Regions from separate parts of the Homo sapiens genome. Here region 2 is linked to region 1. A link is a loop called in an ENCODE intact Hi-C map of the cell type or tissue named here. Cell type or tissue: chondrocyte. All regions are shown on one strand. Each heading gives the region's core, and the rest is flanking DNA. Links, peaks and the distances in the headings are about the cores only.

Region 1 (15,179 bases), core at 2,534-10,533:
GGTCAGGAGATCGAGACCATCCTGGCTAACACAGTGAAACCCCGTCTCTACTAAAAATACAAAAAACTTAGCCGGGCGTGGTGGCGGGCGCCTGTAGTCCCAGCTACTCGGGAGGCTGAGGCAGGAGAATGGTGTGAACCCAGAAGGCAGAGCTTGCAGTGAGCCGAGATCACGCCACTGCACTCCAGCCTGGGCGACAAAGTGAGACTCTGTCTCAAAAAAAAAAAAAAGAAAAATCTATTCTAAGTGAAGCAGTTTTTCCCAGTAGGTGGCAGAACTAAATGCCATTATGCCATTTATAATTTTAAGTGATTAAAGAGGAGTAGTATGTAGTATATGCAAGGTCTAGCTCTAACAGCAGTGCAGTATAAATAGTAGAAACTGACCTGATATTACAGTATGAGAAACATGAAGGGGTTCTGTTTTGTGAGCTCTAAATTTATCTTCCATGTATACTTCAAGGCTCTTCTCCCCAGTAGATTTTTATTCATCTGAACTATAATTAGGTGGCCTTTTTCCATTCTGAAAATAATTGGATCAAATGCATTTTAAAGTCCAGGGTCTGAAAGGTGGAGGAATCCTTTCTCTTTACTGTTTCTAATTTAAACTCCTTTTCATTTACTAGATTTCAGTCATGTCCAGAATTCATCTTTTCTAAAAGCTTTAATCTAGATTTAGAAATCTAAAATCTTTTATTTATTTTTTTTTCGTTGAAGTGCCCTGATTTTGTTGGTGGTAAAGACTCCATTAGTATCCACTTATACATTTCCCTGACTTTGCCTCTGACCAAACCTTACAGTATTCACATTGTACTGTTGCAATAATAATAGCTAACATATTAATACGCTGAATATTTGCTGTGTGCCTAAGCTAAGGATTTAATTCTCTTAAAATCCTGTGAGGTATTTTATTTTACAGAAAAAGAAACTGCTTAAAGAAAGTAACTTATCCAGGTCACACAAGTAACAATTGCAGAGCTGGAGTTTCAGATGAGGGCTGGCTTGCGCTGCCGCTACAGAAAAGAGTGCCCTAGAAATCGGTCATCTTGCATTTCCCGATTTTAGTTTAGCCAAATGAAAAATTCCTTTTGGATTTATGAGTATAATCAGACAGTATACCTGTGAAATTAAAGTATTTGACTCTTTGCTTGAAATAAGTAGGTTAAAAAGATTTGGGTGGCCGGGCGCAGTGGCTCACGCCTGTAATCCCAGCACTTTGGGAGGCTGAGGCAAGTAGATCACTTGAGGTCAGGAGTTCGAGACCAGCCTGACCAATATGGGGAAACCTCGTCTCTACTAAAAATACAAAAATTAGCCGGGCGTGGTGGTGCATGCCTGTAATACCAGCTACTTGGAGGCTGAGGCAGGAGAATCACTTGAAGCCAGGAGGCAGAGGTTACAGTGAGCTGAGATCACGCCACTGCACTCCAGCCTGGGCAACAGAGCGCGACTCTGTCTAACAACAAAAAAGATTTGGGAAAACACTTTATTAATGAAGAGTTCCTGACAAAGTGATTTTTTTGGGGAGAATTTTTATAATTGCATTTGAATATTAGGGTGCTCCTTTTTCTCTCATTCTAAATTCACCAGAGACTTAAGCACAGAGAATTTTTATTACATGCCTGTTAATTAATGTGTATAATCAGATTTTAACTATATTTAGTGAATATTAAGATTCAGGTACAAATCAAGCCCTTTATAATTAAACATACACATTCAGAACATTTTTAAAATATTAAAACATTAAACTGCTCTTCTCACCCACTCCAAGTCAAATAGCATTTTTTCAGTCAGGTGTCTGGGAGCTCGATGCAAGATAACAAAATCTGGTCTCTGCCTCAGGGAACATGAAATCTGTTTGGGGAAGCCAGAGCAAAAATAAAGGTTTTAATAGCAAGCTCTCACTAACTGCCCCTGGAAATCCACCCCACATCCTCCAGGAAGCCTTTCTCTACCCCCAGTGCCCTCAGGAGCTTCTCCAAGGCAGGCCCTTCCCAGAGCGCAGTGTGCTCCCCAGCTCACAGAAGATGCTCCCTACACGCTGCAGGAAAGTCCAGTGCCTGCAGCACAGGCTTCAGCAGCAGACTCGGGTTCTAGTCTCAGTCTGCTGATTCCTAGTTGTGGAACCTGAGCAGGCGAAGTTACTAAACCTCTCTGTGCGTCAGCCTCCCAGGCTCGTTGCTTCAGGCCGCAGTTAGGCTGTGTGAACAGGAGAGTGGGGATGGGAACTAGGTATCTTAAAGCGGGGCAGAGTTTGGATGAGCGGGCCACCCTTCGTATAGTTAGGAGGAAGATGACGGGAGGCATGGAAGCTGGGATAGCCATCCTGAGTCAGTGCTAATTCTGACACTTCAGAACATCGAGTCAGTCTGACCTGCGAGTGAGCTTTCATTGACCACTTAGAAACTATTAGCACCTTGGACAAACTACTTTCTTTCAGACCTGGTTGCTTCATGTCTGCGATGGGAAAACTGATACTTAACTTGCAGATAGTGGTGAATCAAAAGTAGTATATGTGAAGTACTCACACACTGCGGAGCATTCAGCCATCGTCCCATCCTACTTCTACCTTTTACATATTGTAATATGAAAGCTAAACCATTTCTCGATGTGAGTCAGTTTTAATCGGCTACATAGTGAGTGGCATTCGATTTTAAAAATGTCAACTTGGGATCTGTCACCATGCTACTTACCATTTGTATGTCACACTGTTTGAATGTCGGACCTGGTTTGTTTTTCTCCAGATGGTATGTTACTTACGGTCATGAACTGATTTGGAAGAACAGGGAGCCGCTAGTGAAAATCTGGCATGAAATAAGGACTAATGGCCCCAAAAAAGGAGGTGGCTCTAAGTAAAACTGGGATTGGACAGTAGTGGTGCATCTGGTCCTTGCCGCCTGAGAGCCCCAGGAGACATCGGCTAGAGTGACCATGGCTATGCTCCCGTCTGGAAGATGCCAGCATCTGGCCTCCCACTGTTTTCAGCTGTGTCCCCCAGTCCGTGTCTTTTTAGAATGTGAATGATGATAAAGTTGTGAAATAAAGGTTTCTATCTAGTTTGTAAGCAGATGTGTGTGTTCTCTCTTTAAGGGGCCGACACGGCTCTGGCATTTTGCTTTGGTTGTTGCATTGACAGGACCTGGGGAGAGTGCACCCTGAAAGGCCTGATCAGAACATGAAGGCGCTGGTTGCCTGTCTTTGGACCCTCCAGTGCCTCTGCTTAGCCTTCACTCTTCCTTGCCTCCCCCTCCCCTGGGTTGGCTGCACATAAAAGTCGAGAGTATCCCCTCTCCAGCACAATCTGAAATAACAGCTGCAGTATTTTCTCAATTTTCAGGAAAGGTAGTGTTTTCTGGCAGTGAGTGGCATATACAAAAAGCTATTTTCAGGTTTTGCTTTCTAGGTTCAATTTGTAGATAAATTAAGAGGTAGAAAGAAGTGATTTGGGTAAATTCAGACTTGAATCTGAGCCGAATTTTATCTTCTGTTTGAAAGTGTTCTAATTGAAGCGTCTCACTGAAATAGCAGATAGTGGCTGTCGTCGTCACAGCCTCACTGTTGTGGAATTCATGTTACCCTCGTGACTGAGAATGACATCTAGGAAATGCAGTTTGAGAGTATGTTCTTCTTGAAGTCATTTACAGGAGAATTTTTAGTCTTTTGATGGCTTCAAAATGTTATACCAAGTCTTGCAGCTTTGTCCTGGGAGGATCGAAGGCCCTGATTTCAGCCTCCTGTGGCCGATCGGACTCAGGTTGTGTGCCGTGGGGGATGGGAATGGCGGCTTTGGAAAAGGAGTGGGAGTGGTGCCCACCTCACCAGGCAAGTGAGAACTGCATGGCAGCACGCGCCCAGCACATAGAAATTGTCCAGTATTTGGCAGTCCTTCATATCCTTCTTCCATCAGGCTGGACTTGTTTCTACTATGATTTACAGTTATTCTTCCCAGGCACAGGATTCTGTTCTAAACTCGTATCACTTCTAGGGGAGAGAGTTATCTTAGCCATCATTTTGCCAGCGAGGAAACGGCACACGTGGTGTAGGGGCACTGCCCAAGGTCACAATGCTTTGCTCTGACATCTGCTAACAACTCTGCAACACAGATGAGGCAAGATGCGTTTTCCAGAGATGGGATAGGAGGCTGAGTTCATAGGGACATTCCCTCTAGAGCCCAACATTAATTCACATCGTGCTTTGGGCAGACCAGGCAAAGAGGCAATGAAGACATCTCTGTGTCCCTGCTTTGTGACTGGGAAAAAGTTAGAAGTCCCTGTAGCATCTCCTGGTCCCTAAAACCCCTCAATGCTGGAGCCTCTGTGCATGGCCTGGGGAGGCCAGAACCTGGCTGTGGCCGGAGAAGCCTTGCTGTCCACAGCTCCCTCCTGATTGCCCACGAGGGTGCTTCACTTTCTCCTCTTGGCTTCTCTGGGGACCCGCGATCACTGCCTTCAAGGCCATGCACTCCCTGGCCCGTGGGCCTCTTGGGCTGTGCCGCCTCCACTGGCATCTGAAGTGTGGGGTACCTAGGAACATGCCGTGGCTGCCGTCTCCCTCATTCCATACACTTCTTGAGTGGGTGCACTTGCTGAAGCCTCAGTTATCTGTGAGGATTCTGAGCTCCAGACCCACAGAATCTCTCTGTACTCTTAGTAAATGTGTCTACTGCAACACACGCATGGTTCCAGGCTCTGGGACCACCCCCCCGCCCTGCACAGGCCCCTCAAATAGCACTCGGCTTAAGGAGTGACACGAGCAATCGGTGAAGTCTGAAACCCGGAGCCATTCGAGATCTCCCTCTCTCGCCTCTTATTTCTAGAATTCAGCCCCTCAGCCTTCCCAGTGCCTGTGACTCCGTGGTGGTCCTCACTTCTTAGTCCCTGGACTGTTGAGCCTGTTCTTCCAGCTGGTCTCCAAAGCAACCCTGTGCTTCTCCATATGCCTGCCAGAGTGCTAAAAACATGTCTGTCATTCCTTTGTTGTCACCTGTGAAAAACTTTTATTTATTTGAGACAGGGTCTCTCTCTCTCTCTCTCGTCCAGGCTGGAGTTCAGTGGTGCAATCATAGCTCACTGTAGCCTTGAAGTCCTGGGCTCAAGCCTCAGCCTCCAAGTAGCTGGCACTGCAGGCACACACTACCACGCCTGGCTAATTTTTAAAAGTTTTTTGTAGAGACAGGGTCTCACTGTGTTGCCCAGGCAGTTCTCAAACTCCTGGGCTCAAGCAGTCCTCTTGCCTCAGCCTCCCAAAGTGCTGGGATTCCACGCATGAGCCATCTGCACCCGGCCATATGAAAAGCTAAAATTCCTTAGTGTGGCCACCAAGACCCTCCATGGTCTGCTACCTCAGCTGAACCCTCCTCCCCCGTGACCTACATTCCCACCTGGCCCAACCACCCTCCCTCACAACAGGTGGCGAGTCCAGCTTTCCCCAGCCTGCCTCCCTCTCATGCTGACCTGGCCTTGTCAGTTCAATTACACTTCCTTCCGTCCCTCACTACCACACTAAACCTCCTGAAGGCACCCAGAATTATTCCTAGCACATAGCAACTGCTCTTTGACTGTTGTTTGATCAATGAAGTAATAAAAAGAGAGCTGCTCTCTTTTCCTGCGAGATGGAGAATTTTAGTCCCAAGCGCCATCTGCCAGGCTGGCTAACCCAGGGCCGTGGCGGACAGTCCACAAAGAGTTCACTCTGACCCGGCCCCTGTGTGTCATTTTCCAGGATCTCCCTCTACACCTGGCGCCTCGCCTGCTGCCTGCTGGGACATGGCCTGGCCTGCTCAGCTGACCTGCTGCCACTTCTAGGCAGCCGTCATGTCACTTTGCTACAACTTCAAGCTAAGACAGGCAATGTTTTGGGAGATGAATCTGTTTTCTGACTGGCCAGGGATGTGCTGCAGTCCCCTCCCAGGCGCAGACTGGATACCTTCCAAGTACAACCTTGAAATGGAGCTCTGGGTAATTAATGCTGTCTCAGTAGTGTTATTAGTAATTGGTCTGCAGTGTATACCGAGAGCATGTGTCAAATATTCAGAAAAGCGTTTGTGGGTGGTCAGGGAGTTGTTTGAGACGGTGTCCTGCATTGAACAGACCTGCCTTTACGCTGGAGGATCCCTCAACAGCTCTGCCTGAAAACAGCCATGCATGCACAGGAGGAAAGGAACTTGATAGCCTTGTGGCCAGTTCTGTGGCCGCTTTATCAAACTAAAGCTTTTGCAAATGGCCATGCTTTAAAATTAGGAATTTCAGAACCCAGGGAAAGGTCGATTGGTGGCTAATGCCAATTCTAATGAAAAGTGGATTGGTTGTCACAAATGTAGACTAGCATCCTAAAGGCAAATAGGCGGCGACTCACAGGCTGACTGAAACACGTGTTCTCCGGGAAGCAGGGCCCCGAGTCTTCTCTGACACCCTCATTGCTGCACCTGCCCCTGTGCCCGCGGAGTCCATGCGGTGCAGCCTGGCACAAATGCAGCAGTCGCTGGGCGTCCCGAGGCCACATGGAGAACCTCCCGGCTGGCGGACTGCTCCCAGCTGCGACCATCGGGCCCTTGGCCTCTGCGAAGCCGGGGCCATTTATAAGATGACACTGAGGGAACTTTGGATTCAATTCTGAGGCATTCTTCGAGATGGACACTTGTAAATGAATGCAGGCGGTTTCCGGTGCCCCCTGGCGACGGTGCAGCCTTTCCCCCATCCGCGCTCCCTCCAGCTCCAGCCGTGCGCAGCCGGCCCCGGCCAAGTGGGGCTGCCGCCGAGTGCGCCCCCTCCCGGGACGCCCACCCTCGTGCCGGGGGGCGGTGCTGCGGCGGCGCGGGGCGGGCCGCGGGGGCGGGGACGCTGGGCGCAGGAGGCGCGGCCGGGAGCGCCGCGCGCCGGGAGCGGGGCGGCGGGCGCCGGGGCTGGCATGGCGTGGCCCTGTATCAGCCGCCTGTGCTGCCTGGCGCGGCGCTGGAACCAGCTGGACCGCTCCGACGTGGCGGTGCCGCTCACTCTGCACGGCTACTCGGACCTCGACAGCGAGGAGCCGGGCACGGGCGGCGCCGCCTCGCGCAGGGGCCAGCCTCCCGCGGGCGCCCGGGATTCCGGCCGGGACGTGCCGCTCACTCAGTACCAGCGGGACTTCGGCTTGTGGACCACGCCCGCCGGGCCCAAGGATCCGCCGCCGGGGCGCGGACCGGGGGCGGGCGGCCGCAGGGGCAAATCCTCCGCGCAGTCCTCCGCGCCACCTGCGCCCGGCGCCCGCGGGGTCTACGTGCTGCCCATCGGCGACGCGGACGCGGCTGCAGCAGTGACCACGTCGTACAGGTATGGGCTGGGTAGGGACCGCAACGAGTCCCCACCCTGTGGTGGGAGGACGCGGAGGCCCGGAGCCAGAGGGATGGGGTGGGCGGCAGAGCGGAGGCGCCTGGAGCCCGGATCCCACGCGACCTCGGAGCTGCCGGCGGCCTCAGAGGTCACCCCCGTTTGGTCCGTGGGCACTGCAGGCGGCGCCTTCGCTGCTCCATGCCCGGACTCAGTGCTCGAGCACCCCCGTGCCGGGAGCGCACCGCTGCCCTCGCAGCCGCCCTCCTGGGGGCAGCCGTCAGAATGGCCTGCCTTCAGCCGAGTTGGAACCGGCCTCCCTTTAACTCCCACCGCCGGGCCTAGCCGTGCGAGGGGTGCGCGCAGGCCATGTCCCCCAGCTCTCTCCGGTCACTGCCTAGTGTGCGGGCGTTGGTGGTGAGGACCGAGCGCAGGGTCCCGTGTGGGTGAGCCCTTCAGAGTCCCACTGTGACAGGGGCTTTCAGGGAGAACGGGTCCGCGGGCCCTCCCCACCTCCCAGCCCAGCTCTGCTCCTGGACAGCCGAGGGCTTTCTCCCTTTTTTCCTCTTACCACAAAAGTAATTCATACTGTAGAAAAATGGGAAAGTACAGAAATTACAACAAAATACGTATCTCCTTGATCCCTCCCCAGACGAGTTCTTTCTACTCCGTAATGTGCATTTGGTGCATATGCACTGATATATTTTTACGTGGTTAGATTCTTACTGTACACTTTTTTCACCAGTTGTAGAAGTCTGTCCGTGTTACTACATGTTCTGCAACATGAATTTTAATAAACGTGCAGTATTTTATCCTATGGATATGCCTTTATATCTTCAAGTTTTATTTATCTACTTCCTTACCATTGACTATTTAGGGTGTTTCTAATGTGGGACTATTAAAAGCACTACTTTTCCTTTGATGCAGCTATTTCACTACTAGGAATTTTCCCTACAGGTATCCTACAAGGTAGGGTGGGAGCTCAGGAGCGTAAGATAGGTGGAGACATTGTACAACAAACCCCTTGTCCTGCTGATGTAGGGAACTGGTTAATTATAGCACAGCCATGAAATGGGATACTGAAACCCAGCGGATCTTAAATATACGCATACCAAAAAAGCAAGGTGCCCAGCAGCACGTAGGCTATTTGTGTTTTAAAAAGGGGTATTAATATACACACATATGCTCAAATAAGCACAGGATGCCCTGATGGATGTCTGAGGAGATGGTACCGTTAGGGAGAGGAACTTGATAGGGACTGCCAGGGGTGGAAGGCTTTTCACTCTGCTCTTTTGAACGATTGCTTTTTTTGCCTTTGTAACATGTCCATGTATTGCCTATCTTTTTAACTTTTTTTTTTGGAGACGGAGTCTCGCTCTGTCACCCAGGCTGGAGTGCAGTGGTGCAATCTCGGCTCACTGCAATGTCTGCCTCCCTGGTTCCAGCAATTCTCCTGCCTCAGCCTCCCGAGTAGCTGGGATTACAGGCTTGTGCCACCATGCCCAGTTAATTTTTATTTTTATTTTTATTTTTGATTTTTTTCTTTTTTGAGACAGAGTCTCGCTCTGTCGCTCAGGCTGGAGAGCAGTGGCGCCATCTTGGCTCACTGTAACCTCCGCCTCCTAGGTTCAAGCAATTCTTCTGCCTCAGCTTCCTGAGTAGCTGGGATTATAGGTGTGTGCCATCACGCCCAGCTAATTTTTTGTATTTTTAGTAGAGATGGGGTTTCACCATGTTGGTCAGGCAGGTCTTGAACTCCTGACCTCATGATCCGCCTGCCTCGGCCTCCCAAAGTGCTGGGATTACAGGCATGAGCCACCATGCCCGGATGAGGGACTCCTTCTAAAAGCTAAGCCAGCCAGGCATGGTGGCTCACACCTGTAATCCCAGCACTTTGGGAAGCTTAGGTGGGAGGATCACTTGAGCCCAGGAGTTCAAGACCAGCCTGGGCAACATAGTGAGACCCTGCCTCTACAAAAAATAGAAAATTAGCTGGGCGTGGTGGTGCCTGCCTGTGATTCCAGCTACTTGGGAGGCTGAGGTGGGAGGATCCCTCAAGCCTGCGAGGTCGAGGCTGCAGTGAGCAGTGTTTGTGCCACTGCACTCCACCTAGGCAACAGAGCAAGACCTTGCTTCAAATAAATAAAAGCTAAGCCTCTGCTAGAACATCCCTAGTAAAGAGGAGCCCAGCGCCATGCAAGTCAGCTCGCTCCATGGGCAGACTGTTGTAACTGACAGAAAGCGCTTCCTTCCCGGAGCTGAAGCTGTCTCCCTGCAAGCTCCACCCCTTGCCCTGCTCTGGTGCCTAGAACTTCAGCCGCTGGAATGCGCTGCACGCTCAGGACCCCTGGCCTTCCAGACTCTCCGCTATTCAGGCCCCTCCAGCTGGCTAGTCTAGGGCCTGAGCGCTGCGGCTCAGTGTTGCCCACTCCAGCTTTGGCGGCTCAGCTTGAGGACGTGTCAGTGAATGCAAGACCCACCCTGCAACCACTGTCCCCCAGCGAGTTCCTTACAAAGTGCCGACCTATGAGGGAGCCTCCTCCTGGGGACATGGAATGTTCTTTGTGTCTTGATAATGGTGGTGGTACCCAAGTGGTTACATTTGTCAAAAGTCATCCAGCTGTATGTTTTTAATGGATGAATTGTATGGTTTGGAAATAATGCCTTGATACAGTTGGGTTTTTGGGGGGTTTTTTTGTTGTTGTTTGTTTTGTTGTTGTTGCTGCTGTTGCCCAGGCTGGAGTGCAGGGACATGATCTCAGTTCACTGCAGCCTCAACCTCCCAGGCTCAAGTGATTTTCTCACCTCAGCCTCCCGAGTAGCTGAGACCACAGGTGGGCACTACATGTGGGGTTTTGTGTGTGTGTGTGTGTGTGTGTGTGTGTGTGTGTGTGTGTGTGTGTGTGTGTTTTAGAGATGGGGTTTATGTTGCCCAGGCTGGTCTCAAATTCCTGGGCTCAAGCGATCCTCCTGCCTCAGCCTCCCAAAGTGCTGGAATTAAAGGCATCAGCCACTGTGCCCAGCTTGGTTTTTAAAACTAATAAAATTGGGGGGATAAGTTCATACTTTTTGGCTCTTTAATTCCACAGTTAGGAATTTATCCCAAAGAAATGATGATATGAACAAAGATTTAGCTGTAAGGATGCTTATCACAGAAGTTACTTTTTTTTTATTTTAAAGTTAAAAAGAGGCCGGTCGCAGTGGCTCACACCTGTAATCCCAGCATTTTGGGAGGCCGAGATGGACGGATCTCCTGAGGTCAGTTCAAGACCATCCTGGCCAACATGGTGAAACCCCGTCTCTACTAAAAATATAAAAATTAGGCCGGGCGTGGTGGCTCACCCCTATAACCCCAGCACTTTGGGAGGATGAGATGGGCAGATCCCAAGTTCGAGACCAGCCTGGCCAACATAGTGAAACCCCATCTCTACTAAAAATTAGCTGGGCGTGATGGCACGCACCTGTAATCCCAGCTACTCGGGAGGCTGAAGCAGGAGAATCCATTGAACCCAGGAGGTGGAGGACGCAGTGAGCCGAGATAGAGCCACTGCACTCCTGCCTGGGCAATAGAGCGAGACTCCATCTCAAAAAAAAAAAAAAAAAAAAAAGCAATCCCTCATCTGTGTGGAACATGTGGTGAGTGAATGTCCTGCCGGGCCCTCCCAGCTCTGGTGACGGTGAAGGTACTAGCTGTCGCCTTCTCTGCTTTAACGCACACCAGGCTCAGCACTCCCTGAGGTTAGCCCCCTGCAGCCTTCGTGTAGTGCTTGCCGTCCCCATTCTACAGACAAGGAAACTGAGTGGCTGGCACAGCTCTGAATGGCAGAGAAGGGAGTGGAACCCGTGTGACTTGCCCCAGAGATCAAATTTGTAGCCCCCATGGGTTTTCATCCCTTAAGAGCTGCCTCCTTGGAGTCACTTGCTTTCTTGAACTGTGTCCTGAGGCCAGCTGTGGAAAAGCCTTGACAGACAGGAGTCGGGGCTTGTTGGGGTTCTTACCTCCTGGTGTGTAAATTCAGGTGGGTCAGCCTCTCTTTTTTTCTTTTTTTTTTTTTTGAGACGGAGTCTCACTCTGTCACCAGGCTGGAGTGCAGTGGCGCCATCTCGGCTCACTGCAACCTCCGCCTCCCGGGTTCAAGCGATTCTCCTGCCTCAGCCTCCAGAGTAGCTGGGACTACAGGCGCCCACCACCACACCCAGCTAATTTTTGTATTTTTATTTTGTATTATTTATTTATTTATTTGAGATGGAGTCTTGCTTTGTTGCCCAAGCTGGAGTGCAGTGGCGCAACCTTGGCTCACTGCAACCTCCGCCTCCCGGGTTCACGCCATTCTCCTGCCTCAGCCTCCCGAGTAGCTGGGACTACAGGCGCCCGCCACCATGCCTGGCTAATTTTTATGTATTTTTTTTTTTTACTAGAGACGGGGTTTCACCGTGTTAGCCAGGATGGTCTCGATCTCCTGATCTCGTGATCCGCCCGCCCCAGCCTCCTGAAGTGCTGGGATTACAGGCATGAGCCACTGTGCCTGGCCTAATTTTTGTATTTTTAGTAGAGACGGGGTTTCACCATGTTGGCCAGGATGGTCTCGTTCTCTTGACCTCATGATCTGCCCGCCTTGCCCTCCCAAAGTGCTGAGATTACAGGCGTTAAGCCACCGCGCCTGGCTGGGTCAGCCTCTCTGACCCTTTCTTCATCCGAAAAGCAGGAATAGCAAGAGCTTGGCTGCCTGGACCCCTGCCCCCAATTCGGGCAGAAACACAGGATCACTGTTGAACTTGACCCTCCCAGCGCCATGCCAGTGGGCCTCTGGGACCCCCACCTTCCAGCTCTGGGACCTGATACAAGCCACTCCCTCCAGCCTTGTCTTGTAAGATGTACATCATCTAAGCAAACTTAAGAAATTCAGAAAGCCAAGGAAACGAACAGAGCCAGGAATCCTGAAGATGTGAGGCCACTCCTAACTCAAGGTTCTTGAGGGAGTACCCAGGATCCCCGGGCCTCAGCTTCTTCACCCCTGCAGGACCTGCCTTGCTGGCTTCTGGTCTGCACGTGAGTTGATCTGCCTTGCCTGCCTGGCCACATGGGCACAGCAGGTCCTACCCACATCCAGCCTGGCTCCTTCCACCTGACAGGCCCCCTCTGAATTCTCTCTGGGCCATTGGGCATCTTTGGCCCAGTTGCTAGCCCCGCCCACTTCTGGAAGGCAGTCCTTGCTCCCTGGTTGCTTCCCTCCTTCCTGCCTAGGTGGGGCAGTTAAAGGGCTGATATTCAAGTTCCACAAGACTTGGCCCCACTTTACTGAGTGCCCGAAACGAAGACTCACAACAGCCTCAGGCACATGGGTCAGCAGCCCCACTTTTCAGAAGAAACTGAGGCTCAGGGAAGTTGAGGAATGTGTCTGAAGCCATGTTGGGCTGAGAACCCAGGCCTCCCAATCCTCTGTCCGGGGCTGATGCCGGAACATGCTTGAGCACTGTATGGGGGCACAGCAGGCAGGGAGGCCTGTATTTCTTACTAATCTTGGCCTGAGCCATGAGTCTGTTTTCTTTCTCTCCAGGCAGTCACCGGGTCCTGCCCATTCCATCTTTAAGGTCCCCTCTCCCATCTGGGCTCCAGCCCCGGGTTCCTCCTCTGGCGGCCGCCAGGATTGCTGTCGTCTGTGGCTCTGGTGGCTTCCTGCTCTGAGACCCCTGCAGCCACCTCAGGGCAGCGGGCTCAGGATGCCAGGCCCAAGGCTCAGCGTGGGCATGTGAAGTGTTTTGGGGACAGAAGGGCGCGCCCAGGGGAGGACCTGCTTCCGCAGGAGGAACAGAGCAGCATATGGTTTGGGCAGCTGGTCTTCAGAAGCTCGCGGCTTCGGGAGTGAAAATTACCTGACGGGGCCCCGGCCTAGCTCTCCTCCTGGCACCCCAGTGCTGGCCATGGACACAGCCATTCCCTGCCCACGCAGCCTGCCCAGTGGTGCCCCAGCTTTGCAGCTGCCAAGGAGAAAGGCAGCTTTGTTGACCTCAGGGCCTGAAGCCCAACCCCGGCAGTGTCCAGCCTGGGCAGGAGCAACTCCGCACACGTGGGTGCCAGGCCCAGCTAGCTGGACACTTCCACCTTGGCCAGGTGCTCCTGGGACACAGGGACTTCTGCCTTCTGAGCTCCCCATCTTGCAGAGGAGTGGGTAGAATTAAAGGAGGTCCCTTTTGTTCAGAGAAATGGAAGCACTGTCTTTTCATGGAGAAAGCTGCTCCCGGTACATGGAGCTAGCGGTGCCAGCCTCATCCTCTCCCTCCAGGGCCCGCCTTCCCCCATCACACCACCCTCCCCGCCACAGGCTCAGCAACAGCGCATGATCCACTCCCTCCACCATGCACAGAGCTGTGCAAAGGCCAGGCCACCTTGGAGTCTTTTGAGATGGTCACTGCGATCCATTCTTCTGCATGAGTTAATGAGACAAAGTATAAAAAACTAAAAGTTCTGAGCCTTATTTTTCTTTTCAGTCTTAAGCGGGTCTGGCAAGCCAGGGCTGTGCCCGGTGCTGAGGGCATTTCCTCTTCAGGCATAAGCAGTCACCATGACCTGGGTCTCTTGAAGCAGCCTGGCTCTGGAGGGGCAGGTGTGGGAGAATCGCAGGGGGTGCAGGTATAGCACCGGGGCTGCTCGTCTCCAAGACCCAGCAGTGCCAGGTGCTGTTGCGTTCTGAATGAGACCCAGGTGCTAACTGAGCTCTGCCCTGACCCTGCCGCTCGCCTGCAGTGTGAGAATAAGCTTCCTCTCCTACTTCCTTAGGGACCGGGGTGAGCCCAGATTTCCCAGTGGATCGCTGAGGTGAGGGGCCAGGCAGCCACACACCTTTCTCCTGGAGCTGGGCCTGCACGGGAGTGCACTTGCCTTGCCAGTTCTGTCTTTGGGAAGATGATGAGGACTGCCTGGAGCCGAGGGTTTCAGCAATTGGCAGGGCCGTGCATGGGGCAGAGCAGCAGCCCCTGGGGAGTCGGTAAAGGGGTGGCTGACCCTGTGCAAGCTTGTGACCGTGTTCTCTGTTCCAGACAGGAATTCCAGGCTTGGACTGGAGTGAAGCCCTCAAGATCCACAAAGACAAAACCAGCCCGAGTCATCACAACCCACACTTCGGGATGGGACAGCAGCCCTGGGGCCGGCTTCCAGGTCAGCCGGAAGCTGGTGTAGCAGGGGTGTGGGTATAGAGGCCTCTTTCCCCGGGTAGGGATTAGGAGCCAGATTTTCATGGTGTAAAATGCAATTATGACCAGGGACAGCAGTGCCAACCAGATGTCCCGAACAAAAACCCAAGGTACTTCCTCATCAGTAGCCAGCTGGGTGGCCCTCTAGCGTTGGCCTCTCTGGTGAGCAGGGTCTCTCTGCCTCCTAAATCCCCATCTTACCCTTGGCCACTGAACGCTAGTGACTGGCCTGAGTACCACAGCATTTGTGTAAGAGGAAAGAGACGATGGAAGGGAGTGGGGGCATCTCAGCTCCGATTCCCAAGTGGTTCAGGGAGCAGAATGGAAGGTCCGTGTACCACTCAGCTGCTAATGCAGTGACGCCTATGGCTCACGGTGGGCAAGTCCCCTCTGACCCTTCAGGTCTCAACTCCTGGAGGATGCAGAGGATGGGAGGGGATTTTTTCCTGGAGCTGGGTAGTGGGGAAGAGTAGGGAGTTAAGGAAAAGTCCCACTGATATGTGGCCACACTTCATTTTTCAGGTCCCAGAGGTGAGGAAGAAGTTCACTCCTAACCCCTCCGCCATCTTTCAGGCCTCAGCTCCCCGGATTCTCAACGTGTGACTGCCTGCACCGTGACACCATGGCTGCCGACAGGACAGGGCTGGGGAGCGGCCTCAGGACCCACTGCCGCGGGGCTGGGCGA
Region 2 (15,179 bases), core at 3,400-11,399, 460 kb before region 1:
AGATGACTGAAGAAAGCATGAAAATGTATGGACACCGTGAAGCCAGAGATAGAATAGGCAGAACAGTTATGGACTGTTGAATTTTTGTGCCACCACGCCCGGCTAATTTTTGTATTTTTAGTAGAGACGGGGTTTCTCCATGTTGGTCAGGCTGGTCTCCAACTCCCGACCTCAGGTGATCCGCCCGCCTCGGCCTCCCAAAGTTCTGGGATTACAAGCGTGAGCCACCGCGCCCGGCGGAATCAAAATTTAAAGCTCAGTCTTTCAGTCTTCAAAGCCCTTGACTGTTTTAGGCAAACCCCAGAGTTTCTTCTTCAGCTGTGTGTGTGTGTGTGTGCGTGTAAGGTGAGAAAAAAGGAAGTATCTCTTCTCCCTTTCACCTAGTGGGAACACTCAGGAGTCTTCTAGCAATCTTATTTTATGGGTTCTGACACATTGAAGAAAAAGACACCTAGTACAACATATCACAGAGTGAATGTTGGGTAAATGTTTGTGTAGATACGGAAGTAAAGGTCTGAATCCATTTTAAATACCTGTTGCTCTTTTCCACTCAGTGCTTGGATTCTAGGCATGACCTTCCATTGCCATTGCCAATGACTCCCCCAGCGCTGGTCTGCAGACAAAAATTCAACAGTCCATAACTGTTCTGCCTATTCTATCTCTGGCTTCACGGTGTCCATACATTTTCATGCTTTCTTCAGTCATCTGTAGAGGGATTTTTTTCTAAAACTCCTCTTTATCCATGACTTCCTTCTTCTTTTTTTTTTTTTTTTCCAGACGGAGTCTCGCTCTGTCGTCCAGGCTGGAGTGCAGTGGCATGATCTCAGCTTGCTGCAACCTCTGCCTCCCGGGTTCAGGTGATTTTCCTGCTTCAGCCTCCCAAGTAACTGGGACTACAGGCATGCACCACCACACCCCGCTAATGTTTGTATTTTTAGTCGAGACGGGGATTCACCATGTTGGCCAGGCTGGTCTTGAACTCCTGACCTCAAGTTATCTGCCTGCCTTGGCCTCCCAAAGTGCTGGAATTACAGGCATGAGCCACTGCGCCCGGCCTGGAACTGTGTCTTATTCATCTTTATGCTCCTAGCCTCCAGCCTAGCGCCTGGCTTGTAGTGAGCCTTGATAAATATTTGCAGAATGCATGCATGCGGAATGAATGAATGAATGAATGGCTTTGCATTCATCTTCAGGCCATCTTTGTGTATAATAACAACCCACTGGGAGCTGTCTTTGGAGGCCAGAACTAGGCACTGGAAAATCATGAGGTTTCTCCATTTGTAAATCATGATAGACCCACTAAAACTGCTTTTTTTTTTTTTTTTTTTTTTTTTTTTTTTTTTTTTGAGATGGAGTCTCCCACTGTCGCCCAGCCTGGAGTGTAGTGGCACGATCTCGGCTCACTGCAACCTCCGCCTCCCGGGTTCAAGCGATTCTCCTGCTGGTCTTGAACTCCTGACATAGTGATCCACCCACCTCAGCCTCCCGAAGTGCTGGGATTACAGGCATGAGCCACTGCGCCCAGCCTGCTTTTTTTAATTAAAAAAAAAAAATAGGACCTCCAATCCTGCAGAAAACTGTGCTTATTTTTATGAGGGACTCTCTTCCACCCGGACATTTCCAAAGTGCTATCAAGGGTGTGAAATCATACTTCTTGGCATATGTTAGCTTATTGTGGATGGGAATTAGTTAGACTTACCAATGGGACTGCATAAGGGATGGCCTAGCACTTTACCTATAATTGCTTCCCTGTGTCCACCGAGGAGCACCATCCCTTATTTCCCCTTCTGCCTGGACACACCAGAGCATATCACATACGCATACTCAGCCTGACAGGGCTACTAAGGGTAAAGGTTACATCTCTTACCTGATGTTCACCTTGGCTTGCCTCTGGAACCAAGCACCTGCAGAGTGTTCAACAAACAGGTGTTCCCTGGCTTGATTTCAGCTCAATGTGTGCTTAGGTTTCCTGAAGCTGTCTGGTTGTCACATGTGCCTTGCCCAGGGAATCTGGGTTGCATGGAAATGCACCTGCTGGTGATGGTCCCACTCAGAAGCATGATGAAATTGCCCAGAAGACAGATGTGTGTGTTTCAGTCTAAATTCTGTCGTGTTGGAAGACTAACTGATAGTGATTAAGGGCATCTGAGTTCCAAATCTAACTTTAATGCAATCTGTCTTGTCTGACATTGGAAGTTACGTGATCTTTTCCCTTAGTTTCTCCATTCGTAAAATAGAGACAATGATAGAACCTCCTTGCAAATCATTGTGTGCATTTAATGAGAAGGTATGTTTAAAGTGTTTAGCACAAGCTTAAGCAAAATAGTGACCCAGTAAATTAAGGCTAGCCATCATCATCATCATTTGACACTTTGACCTTTTTGCAATATGAGGTTTTAATAACCCACTGGCCAGCCTGTCAGAATCCTAAGCTGGCCTCTGAAATTAGGTGTCAGGGAAAGGGTAAGGCTTTATCTGCCAAGCCTGTCTCCTCAGTCATTATGCTGTCTGACATTATAAATCTCATCTGAATGTCACGAGTCACTTACTATCTCTTTGGGTTCCGGAATTTGCTAAGCCCATGGATTCACTTTTTAGAGCATTAAAGCAGAAATGCTCCTCAAAGATCGTCTCATCCAATTCACTTGTTTTACAGACTGCAGAAGATACTGAGACCTGAAGGCCTAATGTCACACAGCTCAAGGGTGGCAGAGCTGGAGGTAGACCAGGCCTGCAGATGTGATGGCCTCCTCTTTCCAATACACGCAGCCATTTACCCTGGAGTCATGCTCTTAGAGACTCAGGCTGTGCTTTCCCTGGGTCATGGAGTTCCTCAGGACACTTTTCTCCTTTCTGAGCAGTTGGCTACTTTCTTCCTTTTGTGGCCAGCCAGCACTTTGAGGTCACATGACAGAGATCCACATACAGCTCTTTATGGAAAGATTGTGGGACACATACTATTGCCATTCACCAAGGGGCCAAGGACCAGCAGCAATCATAACCAGAGCTTCACTCCTCCCCTTCCACACTGAACAAACTCATCCCTACTTGCACCTTGGAGAGCACTAAGGTTTTTTTGTGTTTTTTTGTTTGTTTTTGAGATGGAGTCTCGATCTGTAGCCCAGGCTGGAGTGCAGTGGCGCAATCTCAGCTCACTACAACCTCCACCTCCCAGGTCCCGGTTCAAGTAATTCTGCCTCAGCCTCCCAAGTAGCTGGGATTACAGGCACACACCACCACGCCCAGCTAATTTTTGTATTTTTAGTAGAGATGGGGTTTCACCATATTGGCCAGGCTGGTCTCAAACTCTGGACCTTGTGATCAGCCCGCCTCGGCCTCTCAAAGCTCTGGGATTATAGGTTTGAGCCACCGCGCCCAGCCTAAAGCACTGAGTTTTAAAGAGAATTGAGATTGAGGCTGGGTGTTGTGGCTCACGCCTGTAATCCCAGCACTTTGGGAGGCTGAGGCAGGTGGATCACTTGAGGTCAGGAGTTTGAGACCAGCCTGGCCAACATGGTGAAACCCCATTTCTACTAAAAATACAAAAATTATCTGGGCGTAGTGGCACGCGCCTGTAATCTCAGCTACTCAGGAGGCTGAGGCAGGAGAATCACTTGAACCTGGGAGGTGGAGGTTGCACCACTGCACTCCAGCCTGGGTGACAGAGTGAGACTCCATCTCAAGAATAAAAAATAAAGAGAATTGAGATTGGACTCTTTCCACTGTTTTGCTGTAGTTCTCATTTCATAGGTGAAGACACTGAGGTTCATGGAGTTTAGGGAACAGGCTGAAGCTCACAAAACTATCAGAGCTTCCATTTCAGTCCAGCTCTCTTTGACTGCAGTGAAGTAGTTAGGGATAGATCTGTAAAATGGAGACTAGAGTATTTGAAAAGGGCGGTTGTTGCAAGGATTAGGTGAGCTCATGAAGGCGAAAGTGCCAACAGAAGAAGAGTCACCTAAGGGAAGAAGAAACTTCTCATTCATCAGTTTTGTTTTGTTTTTTTCCTAAGAGATGAGGTCTTGCTATGTTGCCCACGCTGGATTTGAACTCCTGAGCTTAAGCAATCCTCCCACCTCAGCATCCCGAGTAGCTGGGACTACAGGCGCACCACCTCACCTATCTTATTCATTTGTGTATCACCAGTGCCTGACACATTGTTGATAAAGCAATTTTTTTTGAAAATAAGCCTATGAATGTATAAATTAATAAATGGATGAATGAATAAAGAAATGAGCCACCTAGCACAGGTGCCTGGAACACAGGAGGTATTCAATCAACGTTCCTTTTCCCTCCCTCACTCTGGAGGGTAGAGGCCATATATGCAGTCTCTGTGCCTGGCACTTGGTAGGCCTAATGAGTGTGTGTAGGTGGAATGGCTGACTCTTGGGAGCTCTGAGCCTTTGAGGCTAGAAGGAAATGTTTGTCTTTTCAGCTACAAGCAGAGGCCAGGGCTTTGAGCTCTGGGAGCTCAGGGAGTGATATGCCCAGGACTTCCCACCACTGCAGGGTAAGGGCCGCCCATCTTCCAAGTTGACCCTGGCCCAGTAGTTACCCACACTCAGTGTCAGGCCTGGCTGCACGCACCAGTGGAGGAAAGCAGCAAATCCTTCCAGCTGTAGAACAGCTGGGGATGAGGCTATGGCCACCAGTTAGCAGACAATGTATTCTGCCCAGTCAGACTCAACTTCCTTCCATTCCTCCATCCTGCCTCTCTTTCTCTGTCTTCTCTGGGCTTCAAATCTCAGTCCCCTGTATCCACTAGTGAGTAAATGAGCACTGACGACAGTGGCTGGCATACAGTAGTTGCTCTATAGACGCTGGTGGAATGAGTGAATGGATACATGAAAACAGGACTGAAGGAAGAGAGACAGGCTGACGGATGCATGTCTGTTTATTGGCACAGGGTCCTATAAGGGCCAAGACCACACCCTCCCACCCTCTTTTCTGTAAAAATAAACTCTGTTCTTCCTTTTCCCTGCTCTATCTGCTTTCCTGCTTTGTCCAGGGAGAATCAATCATTTGCTAAGGCTTGTGCCCTAAGACACAGGAACCAGTACCCGCTACACATATGCACTTCCCCTCTCAGCCCAGGGAAACAGTGGGCAGCAGGAGGCTTTCAGAGGCCCTTGGGCTTCCACTAGGAGCTGTCAGTGAAGGTCAGCAGCAGCACTGGGAGCAGTGGCACAAGGAGCACAGGGTGAGGTGGGGGTAGCCCGTGAGGGTGAGCCAGACAGAGCTGAGTCCACCCCTAAGTGCGCACTGAGTGAGCCTGGGGAGAAGTCCAGGAGGTACACCACCCAGGCCTGTGGGTCACAGTGGGGCAGGCACGGCAGGCCCCATGGCCGCCAGGCTGAGTGAGCCTGGGGACAGAAGAGGCAGACTCCTTCCTATGGGAACTGGCCTCCCCACCCAGACCTCTTCCAGGCAGGGTGACACGGAAAGATGTCACAGTGAATGGTGGGGGCTCTGCTGGAGGCAGGGGCACCCCCAAAGCAGAGGCACAATGTGGTGATTGAGGAGGGTCTGTACTCATGTCACCTGTGGGGGGGAGGGACTAGACCCAGCCCAGCTTGCATTTGCTTCCTCCCAACCCAAGAGCAAACAGCTTTGTCAGGAGAGCTGCCCCAGGTCTGGTGACAGCTGGCCATTTCTCCCCTGATCCAGGTCTACCACACCTCACACAGCTGCCCTGGGTTCATGGGGGAGCCGACAGGGCAGCCGAAGTGCCGCAGGAAGTCACGGGAGTTGGAGAGAGTGCCCAGCACGCGGAAGCGGGCAGGGCTGTGGGGGTCGGTCACCAGCCCCTCGTGAGAGCTCTCTGGTGTGCGGACCGAGCACCACACCTGCGGGCCAGGACAGACATGGGGGCATATGGTGTCTAGTGTGGAGCCGGGCCTTAGAGTCAGCTACAGCCATCCCAGGGGCACAAACCACCACCGCTGCAGCCCCTCCCAAGTTCCTTCCAAAACTGCCCTGGACATCGGGTTGCCCAGCATGGACATGACGAGGGGAAAAAGCGGAGCCCCAGAAGCTGCCTGCTGTGGCTGCCCAGCGGAGGCTCTGCCTGGGTCCTTGCTCTGCCACTTACTCTATTCCTGGGCAGCCCTGGACAGGCCACTCTGCGTCCCGAGCTTTCGTTTCCTGCATGTCTCCCTCACAGGAACAGCGTGAGGATGAACGTTTGCCCCCTTCGCCACCCTGTGCCCCGCAAGCACGACAACCTTGCCCTTTGAACTATGCGAAATCCTACCAAGGCATTCTCCCGCTCAGGCCTCTTCAGGCTGCCTTTGTGGGCCCTGGCTGGCCGGAGGCTCTGGGCATGGGCCTTCCCAGCCCACCTTTCATGCCCCAGCCTCAGCCCCATTCACCAGCCCGTTTGACACGTGCCCCAGAGTTCTCCTAATGACATACTCAGGAGGGAGCAGGACAAAGGGGCAGACCCCAGGCCTTCCGAGAGGGTGATACCTGGGCAAATCCCACGAAGAAGAGCTGGTGGTTGGTGAGCCCCACGGCTGGCAGTTGCTGCTCCTCCCCATGCTTTCTCAGCCATGCTTTGTAAGCCTGGGGACAGAACAGTGGGCAACAAGCCCATCCAGGCCTGCCCCCACCCACCCGGCACCTTTCACCCCAGGCCAGCAGGCCTCAGCCGCTGGAGGGCTGGTCAGGCCACTCACATTGTAGGCAGCCTTCAGCCCCCCGTTGTCAGCAATGTTCTCCCCCAGCGTCTGGCGGCCGTTGAGCCTCTCCCCATTGACCTGGTATTGATTGTACTGTTCCTCCATGCAGGCCGTGTGGTTCCGGAAGGCTGCCAGGGACTCATTCTGCCACCAGGGCCGCAGGTTCCCTTCTTTGTCATACTCGCGCCCTGAGGAGAACTCACCTTTGCACCCCACCAAAACCAGAGCTCGTCTCTTGGGGGCAGCAGTGCCCCCACCAGCCCTGGTCCACAGACTTCAGGGCCCTTGGGGCTACATCAATGTCCCAAGGCCTTGCAGGAGCCACTGGGAATTCTAGGCTAGAGGGGACGACTCCATGGGCCCCTACCTTGGTCATCAAAGGCATGCGTCAACTCATGGCCCATGACCACACCGATGCCACCGAAGTTCAGGGCCCTGGTGGGTGAGGAATAGCAAGTGAGGACATGGCGGGGGTACTTCTGAATCCCACCTCCAGCCCTGCTCCCAGCTCAACCACAGGCCCAGGCCCCAGCACCCAGCCCCTCCTGCTTCAGACACACTTGGGGTGGTTGCGGGCATAGAAGGGGGCCTGCAGGATGCCAGCGGGGAAGACGATCTCATTCTTAGTTGGAAGGTAGTAGGCATTCACTGTCTGGGGGGTCATGCTCCACCTGGCGGAGGAAGAGTGAGGGGCTGAGGCTCCCGACTCTCCTGACACTGCTCCCCTCCCAACAGCCCTGCCCTACCTCCTGCAAGGGTATGGGGCCGCCGGTCTGGGACCAGTCTTGCCACCCTTTTCCCCCATCCCAGGAACCTTCCCCCACCTCTCCTGCCACCCCTAGTGTCTATGTCCACCCCGTCATTCTCACTGGTCTCGGCTGGGAGGCTTGCGGAGCTGGTCAGCCATAACCTTGGCAGAGAAGTTGTACAAATTCAACATGTTTTGGAAGAAAGAATCTTCAGAAATTTCGTACTGTGGGAAAGGTGGGAAGTAGAAAGAGAGCAAGAGAATCCATTGGAGAAGATAATAGCGCCAGTTTGGCTACTCATTAGTATCTCTCCAAACCTCAGTTTCCTCAACTGTAAAATATCTAGTAAACCATAATTGGCAATATTTAAAGGCCATTTATGTTATGGGTGCTGTTTTTTTACATACTGTATTCATTTATCTCACAACAACCCTATGAGGAAGGCACTAGTAGGACCCCCATTTTACAGAAAATGAAACCAAGGCCTAGAGAGATTTTGTTAAGGTTACAAAGTTAGAGGTAGAAACAGAATTTGATTAGGCTTGACTCCAAATCTTGGCTCGTTAGCACTATATTTCACTGCTGTTTGGCCTGCAGCCTGTCACAGAGCCAACATTTTAACAATGCTGGTTACCTCCATCTGCCTCTAAAAGAAACCGACAAGCACCTCTTTCCCAGTGCTTGAGCCCCAATTTCTAAGCCCAGGGAACAGTGCCCTCTACAGGGCTGAAGTTCAGTACTGATGAGCGTAGGTACTCACCCCGTCATAAACATCATCCAGCTCTTTGGGCTCCAGGATAAAGTCTGGGAAACCAATCATATCATAGATGGCATCTGCCTGAAGAGACCAGGTTAAGGGTTTGTTTCCTTCCCCAGGTTCCTAGCAAAACTGTATCCTTGAACCCCACCTCAAGATGGCGCCCCAACCCTAGCCACCGCTCACTTTCTCCTTGGCTGCCTGGCGGGTCTTCTCATCCATCCAAACCAGCTGTCCCAGGGCCTCCTCAAATGCGGTCCGGATTTCGCTGATCATCCCCTCTGCCTGGGAGGGAGGAGGTAAAGTCAGCCTTCCCCTGCACTGAATGCATCCCTGCCCCACCCATCCACCCTTGGTGCCCCATCCCTGTCCACCCAGGGGAAATGGGAACGTCTAGACTAAAGAAATACGGCTGAGCACCTGGAGACGATGAGAAGGAAACACCATTTGTAAAGGTACTGGGATTGTGGCTGGCTTTTTTCTTAATTAAGTACACATTTTAATTGACAATAAGTTCATCAAATTATATTATAATTTAATATAGTGCAATGATTTTTTTTTTTTTTTGAGACAGAGTCTGGCTGTGTTACCTAGGATGGAGTGCAGTGGCGCAATCTCGGCTCACTGCAACCTCCGCCTCCCGAGTTCAAGCGATTCTCCTGCCTCAGCCTCCCAAGTAGCTAGGATTACAGGCTCCCGCCATCATGCCCGGGTAATTTTTGTATTTTTAGTAGAGCTGGGGTTTCACCATCTTGGCCAGGTTGGTCTTGAACTCCTGACCACGTGATCCACCCGCCTCAGCCTCCCAAAGTGCTGGGATTACAAGCGTGAACCACCACGCCCAGCCTAGTGCAATGATTTTTATCTGATTATGAAAAGAGGACATTCACAGAAAATTTGGAAAATTGAGAATTGAAGAACAGACCAGTTATAAAGCACTCATTCATAGATAAGTTCTTTTAACATTTTGATTACCCACTTCTAGAGTTTTTCCCTCCCCTGATATGCATATAAAATATGGAATTATGTTGTATAGGGTATATATTTTTTGTAACCTACTTTTTTTGCTGAAAGATATATCAGCCATTTAAGGATCCTCACAACCCATCCTAACCACAATTTATTTTTCCTTTACCCTATAGTTGGACATTTAACCTGTTCTCATTTTCTGCTATTATAAACAACATTGCCATAAAAACCATAAACATCCTTACAGGTAATACTTTAAGCACATCCATTATCATATCCTAATAAATAAATATTTCTTCTAGTTATATAGTTAAACATAAACACATAGACAACTTTAAAGGACTCTTATAATCCCACTGCCCAAAGCAGCACTACTTCATTTGTTCATCAATTTACATCCAGTTGTTTTTCTTTTCTTTTCTTTTTTTTTTTTTTTTTTTTTTGAGACAGAGTTTTGCTCTGTCGCCCAGGCTGGAGTGCACTGGCGCGATCTCGGCTCACTGCAACCTCCGCCTCCTGGGTTCAAGTGATTCTCCTGCCTCAGCCTCCCAAGTAGCTGGGATTACAGACACCCGCCACCACGCCCGGCTAATTTTTTGTATTTTTAGTAGAGACCAGGTTTCACCATGTTGGCCAGGCTGGTCTCGAACTCCTGACCCCATGATTCACCCGCCTTGGCCTCCCAAAGTGCTGGGATTACCGGCGTGAGCCACCGCGCCTGGCTCCCGTTGTTTTTCTATATGTCTGCACATACATGAACAGTCAATTTTGAGGGCATAGTGTTGAAAGAATCTTGTAGACTCACAATTTCTTTGCTTTGCCGGTCAAACGTGGCCTTCACGAAGAGGGACCCCAAAGCAAAGCCAAGGGCGTCATCCGTGTTGGAGATGCAGGTCTGCCACCTCGGCACACAGGACTGTTAAAGGACAAAGAGCCAGGACCCTAGAGATGGCTGTGTCCTCCAGTCAGAGGGCCTTTCTCTGTCACTGGGGCTAGCAGCCCTTCTCAGCTCTGGACAAGAGTCCTGGGTTTGCTCAGTGCCACATCTGTCTTTTTTTGAGACAGGGTCTTGCTCTGTCACCCAGGCTGGAGTATAGTGGTGCAATCACTGCTCACTGCAACCTCTGTCCCCTGGGCTCAAGCGATCCTCCCACCTCAGCCTCTCGAATAGCTGGGACCCCAGGCACATGCCACCACACCCAGCTATTTTCTTTTGTAATTTTAGTACAGAAGGGGTCTCACCATGTTTCCCAGGCTGGTCTTGAACTCCTGAGCTCAAGTGATCTGCCCGCTTTGGCCTCCCAAAGTGCTGGGATTAAAGGCATGAGCCACCGTGCCCGGCCCACAACTAATTTTATATCCAGTCAGTCCCCCATGCAAGAAACCTGGGAGTCACTCAGCTTCCTCCATCTCCCTAACCCCCCACATTCAGTCTATCAGCAGTTTCTACTACTTTGACTTCTTTTTTTTTTTTTTTGAGATGGAGTCTCACTCTGTCACCCAGACTGGAGTGCAGTGGTGCGATCTCAGCTCACTGCAAGCTCCACCTCCCGGGTTCACGCCATTCTCCTGCCTCAGCCTCCCGAGTAGCTGAGACTAAAGGCGCCCGCCACCACGCCCGGCTAAATTTTTTGTCTTTTCAGTAGAGACGGGGTTTCACCGTGTTAGCCAGGATGGTCTTGAACTCCTTACTTCAAGTGATCCGCCCACCTTGACCTCCCAAAGTGCTGGGATTACAGGCATGAGCTACGGCGCCCTGCCTGCTTTGATTTCTTAATCATCTTTCCCATCCACTCAAGTGGACGGGGAAAATGATTACCACTTCCCTGACCTATAACACTATCATCTTGAACTCCTGAGCTCAAGCACTCCACCCACCTCAGCCTCCCAAAATGCTGATTACAGGCACGAGCCACCACACTCAGTCTGCAATTGCCTTTTTTTTTTTTTTTTTTTAAACAGAGTTTTGCTCTTGTAGCCCAGGCTGGAGTGCAATGACGCAGTCTCAGGTCACTGCAACCTCCAGGTTTAAGTGATTCTCCTGCTTCAGCCTCCCGAGTAGCTGGGATTACAGTTGCTTGCCACCACGCCCAGCTAATTTTTTGTATTTTTAGTAGAGATGGGGTTTTACCGTGTTGGCAAGGCTGGTCTTGAACTCCTGACCTCAGGTGATCCACCTGCCTTGGCTTCCCAAAATGCTGGGATTACAGGCATGAGCCACCAAGCCTGGCCTGCAATTGCCTCTTAACTGGACACCCTGACTCCATTCTCATCCCCGCTTCCCTGCTGCTCCCCTCCATCTTCCATTTAGCCACCAGAAATATCATTTCATACATAACCCAACTGTGTTTCTCCTCTCCATGCTACTCCCATGGAGCCCCATCTGTGAAAGAATCAAGGCCGGACTTCCCAATACAATATTCAGATCCCTTCCCAAGTGCCCCATGCCCACCTTACCAAACCCCGTCTCTCAGTTGCCCTCTTCTCAAGCTCATGCCAGAACGTGTGTAAAGCCACCATGCTCCTTTTGGCCTCTAGGAATTTGCACATGCCGTTCCTTGTCCCTGGAATGCCCTTCTCCCCGGCTTTCTTGGTGAACTTTTCCATCACATGGCACCTCTCAGAGAAGGCTTCTCTGATGCCCTTCCCCACCATCCCCCCAGGTGAAATGTGCTGTCCCACCTCTGTCCTATAGCAGAAAAGTCTTTCACTCAGTGTGAGCAGTTATCACCACAAAATATAATGTATTTGTTTACATGTCCACTCCCCCCACTTAATGGGGCATCTTGAAACTAAATACTCACTTATTTATTATATCCTCTCCATCCTCCTCATCAAAGCCGAGTGCCTATACATACCATGTACTGTGCAGGTGCTTCACTTACATTAACTCAGCTAATACTCTTCCTGACAACCCTCCAAGTTATTCCTGCTTTACAGAGCAGGAAATGGAGAGTCAGAGAGGCTAGGTGATCTGCCCAAGGTCCTACAGGCTAGAAAATGAATGAGTTGGGATTGAAACGCAAGTCGGCTTGCTTCCAAATTCTGCGCTCCATACTATGCACCTGTGCACCATGAGGCACATGGTGCCTGTCACACTGAAGGTATGCAGCATCGGTTAGACTGGATCAGAACGTGGAGGCAAAATCAGAAAGCCCACCTTCTTAGTGCCATAGAGGGTCTCCAGCAGCTTCTCTTGTGCAGACTCAAAGCGTCGGTCCAGGCTTGAGGTTGTCTTTTGCACCAGGTTCCAGATCAGGTAATTGTTCAGGATGCTGACAACCAGACCAGAAAATAAGAAAAGGGCAGGTGGGATGCCCTTCACACCCCTCAAACCAGCCCCCAGGAACATGCAAGTTGCAGGAGTCCCGAGAGGCATATGTGGAAGCTGTCCCGGGGTTCCTCTTTGGTCCCGGGGCCACACACCTGCCTGTAGAGGTCAGGTTGGAGAGCAGTGGGGGGACAGAGATCACAGGGAGCACCCTGCAACCCTAGCGCAGAGGAAAAGCCCATAGACATTCTGATTCAATGTTTGGAAGGCCCATAGCATTACCAAATGTTGTTCTGTGTGGCTGGGCCTGTCCATTATGCCCAGCCTTGCTGGAGACCTCCACAGAACCCACCCTCACCCTGGGCTACCCCCACACCTTGGTTCCGTGCGGTTGATGAGCTCTGACACCTGCTGCAAATAATCCATCCCATACACCACCACAGGCTCAGAGTCACTCAACTCCAATGGTGACAGCAAGAAAGACAGGAACTCAAGCCAGTCCATGGAGGGCGCCAGAGCCTGAAAGAAAAAAATCTCAGGCCTTGCCTGCCCGACTCGCTTCCAGCAGAACCCTCCCCCACTGTATGCTGTAGCCTGGGAGCCCTTCCCATTGCCATAGCAACAACTACTGGCTTCATGGTGTATCCTTCCTGTAATATACCCTTTTCCAGGCCTGGACACCTCCAATCTGGGAGCCCAACCACTTATTATACAAGGATAACCACTACATGTGACATTCAGCTGGGGCCTAGATATTCAAATATTTTCCTAACAATTGATAAAATACCACTCCCAACACCCTGCACGTACTGGCTTCTCCTCCAGAACCACACTCCATCCCAACTTTTCCATAATCCAACATCTAAAGTGTTAATGGCCTGGCACAGTACGGGTCCCCCAGTGGAAACTTTCACTTCTATTTTTTTTTTTTTTTTTTTTGAGATGGAGTTTCGCTCTTGTCACCCAAGCTGGAGTGCAATGGCGCAATCTCAGCTCACTGCAACCTCCGCCTCCCAGGTTCAAGCGATTCTTCTACCTCAGCCTCCCGAGTAGCTGGGATTACAGGCATGTGCCACCACACCCGGCTAATTTTTTATTTTTAGTAGAGATGGGGTTTCACCATGTTGGCTAGGCTGGTCTTGAACTCCCAACCTCAGGCGATCCACCCGCCTCGGCCTCCCAAAGTGCTGGGATTACAGATGTCAGCCACCATGCCCAGCCTATTCTGATTGTTTTGTGGACATCTCATACAAACTGTTACACATTTTTAACACAATCCCTCCATGCATCCCCAGGCAAGAAAGGGACCAAAGGATGACCCAGTGAGAGGTGGCCTAAATGGACACCATTTTTTTCCCCAGGACAGCAGCAGTGCAGCTGGGGAGCACAGAAAAGCAAGGGAATGAGGAAAGGACTGGCTGCCTTGGGGAGATGGCATGGAGGGAAGCTGGGTGGTCCATGCCAAGGCTGGCCCCTCTCAGTTGTCTCCAGCCCCCTGCCTGCCCCACCTGCAGCTCCGAAATGCTCATCTTGTGGTAGATCTTCTCCTCGTCGCGCCGCTGGTCCTGGGGCACTGTGATGTTGGCCAGCTGTATCTCCAACTCCAGCACCTGCTGCATCTGCTCCCTCGTGGAGGTGGGCCGCCCACCCAGCAGCATCCCCAGTTCCTCCATGTAATCCAGATAGGCAGTGAGCACCTGTCAAGGCCCGGGTGATCCTCAGAGCCCAGCAACAAGTCCTGCCCAAGGCTGAGATCTGTTCTTACCACCACCTCTGCCCAATATCTCTTCTGCTTGATCCTTCTGGAAGCCTTTCTGGATGACCTGTTTCATTTCTGACACACTGCTTACCTCCATTGGCTAAGTATTGTTTACTTACTTCTTCTTCTTCTTTTTTTTTTTTTTTTTTTTTTTTTTTTTTGAGATGGAGTCTCACTCTGTTGCCCAGGCTGGAGTGCAGTGGCGCGATCTTGGCTCACTGCAACCTCCACCTCCTGGGTTCAAGTGATTCTCCTGCTGCAGCCTCCCAAGTAGCTGGGACTACAGGCGTGTGCCACCACGCCTGGCTAATTTTTTGTATTTTTAGTAGAGACGGGGTTTCACCATGTTAGCCAGGCTGGTCTCGAACTCCTGACCTCAGGTGATCTGCCCGCCTCGGCCTCTCAAAGTGCTGGGATTACAGGCATGAGCCACTGCACCCGGCCATGTTTACTTACTTCTGTACTTGTTTATCATCTATTTCTCCAAGGAGAAGGTGAGTTCCAGCAGAGCATTGTTCCAAGTTACAGCAGCTTACTCACTGCTGTCTCTAGGGACTAGAACACAGAGTAAGTGCTCTGCAAATGTCTGTCCAGCAGATGGGCCTACTTCCCATACTGCTTTGCCTTCTCATTTCCTAGATCCCTGCTAGTTGTCCCAGCCCATCAGTGACCATGTGCCTTCTCTGAACAGCTGACTGGACCTCACAGGGGATCGGGGCCATGGTGTCCTCAGGCCTCTATTACCTCCCATCCTGCCAGGCCTCAAGCTAGCTGCTTTCTCCACTACCCGCTGGTCTCCAAGGGAGAGAAAAGCATGGAGAAGAAATATTTAGTGACCACTTCTGCAGACATACATCAGACTCTCTATTAGAGGCTTTCCATACAGTGTATCTTTTCCTCCCCACACAGCAACTTCATGAAGTGAAGATGAGTCCCATTTCACACCCCAGGGCAGAAGCTTGGGAAGATGACACGGCTTGACTTCCATCACAAA

The links. Peaks named below come from ENCODE experiments on the same cell type or tissue, not always from the same donor. Only the 100,000 strongest peaks of a DNase experiment are listed, where the experiment ranks them.
Region 2: a loop joins it to region 1, with 4 times the contacts of the local background. A loop is called at or near these places in 2 of 110 quality-filtered maps.

What each region holds. Positions count from the first base shown.
Region 1 is chr3:183,817,274-183,832,452 of GRCh38, reverse strand. It overlaps MAP6D1 (MAP6 domain containing 1), which reads left to right and starts at 6,876. Exons shown (of 3, transcript NM_024871.4): 1 at 6,876-7,306; 2 at 14,342-14,459; 3 at 15,017-15,179. The coding sequence starts at 6,906. The coding sequence ends at 15,097. PARL (presenilin associated rhomboid like) reads left to right here. Exons shown (of 10, transcript NM_018622.7): 10 at 2,744-3,182. The coding sequence ends at 2,855. RefSeq lists silencers at 6,669-7,018, 7,079-7,148, 7,169-7,298 and an enhancer at 14,221-14,832. In chondrocyte, for the core only: CTCF peaks have their summits at 6,442, 6,650 (motif pointing left) and 7,446; a DNase peak (open chromatin) is centred at 7,651.
Region 2 is chr3:184,282,729-184,297,907 of GRCh38, reverse strand. EEF1AKMT4-ECE2 (EEF1AKMT4-ECE2 readthrough) reads right to left here. Exons shown (of 19, transcript NM_014693.4): 8 at 13,935-14,123; 9 at 12,803-12,945; 10 at 12,316-12,430; 11 at 9,961-10,071; 12 at 8,373-8,471; 13 at 8,190-8,267; 14 at 7,550-7,653; 15 at 7,241-7,351; 16 at 7,048-7,115; 17 at 6,678-6,868; 18 at 6,469-6,564; 19 at 4,877-5,846. The coding sequence ends at 5,670. ECE2 (endothelin converting enzyme 2) reads right to left here. Exons shown (of 19, transcript NM_001100121.2): 8 at 13,935-14,123; 9 at 12,803-12,945; 10 at 12,316-12,430; 11 at 9,961-10,071; 12 at 8,373-8,471; 13 at 8,190-8,267; 14 at 7,550-7,653; 15 at 7,241-7,351; 16 at 7,048-7,115; 17 at 6,678-6,868; 18 at 6,469-6,564; 19 at 4,877-5,846. The coding sequence ends at 5,670. Among named protein-coding and RNA genes, the nearest start is that of PSMD2, 8.9 kb to the left of the region's middle. In chondrocyte, for the core only: CTCF peaks have their summits at 8,097 (motif pointing left) and 8,305 (motif pointing right); DNase peaks (open chromatin) are centred at 5,637, 5,807, 6,037, 6,767 and 1 weaker place.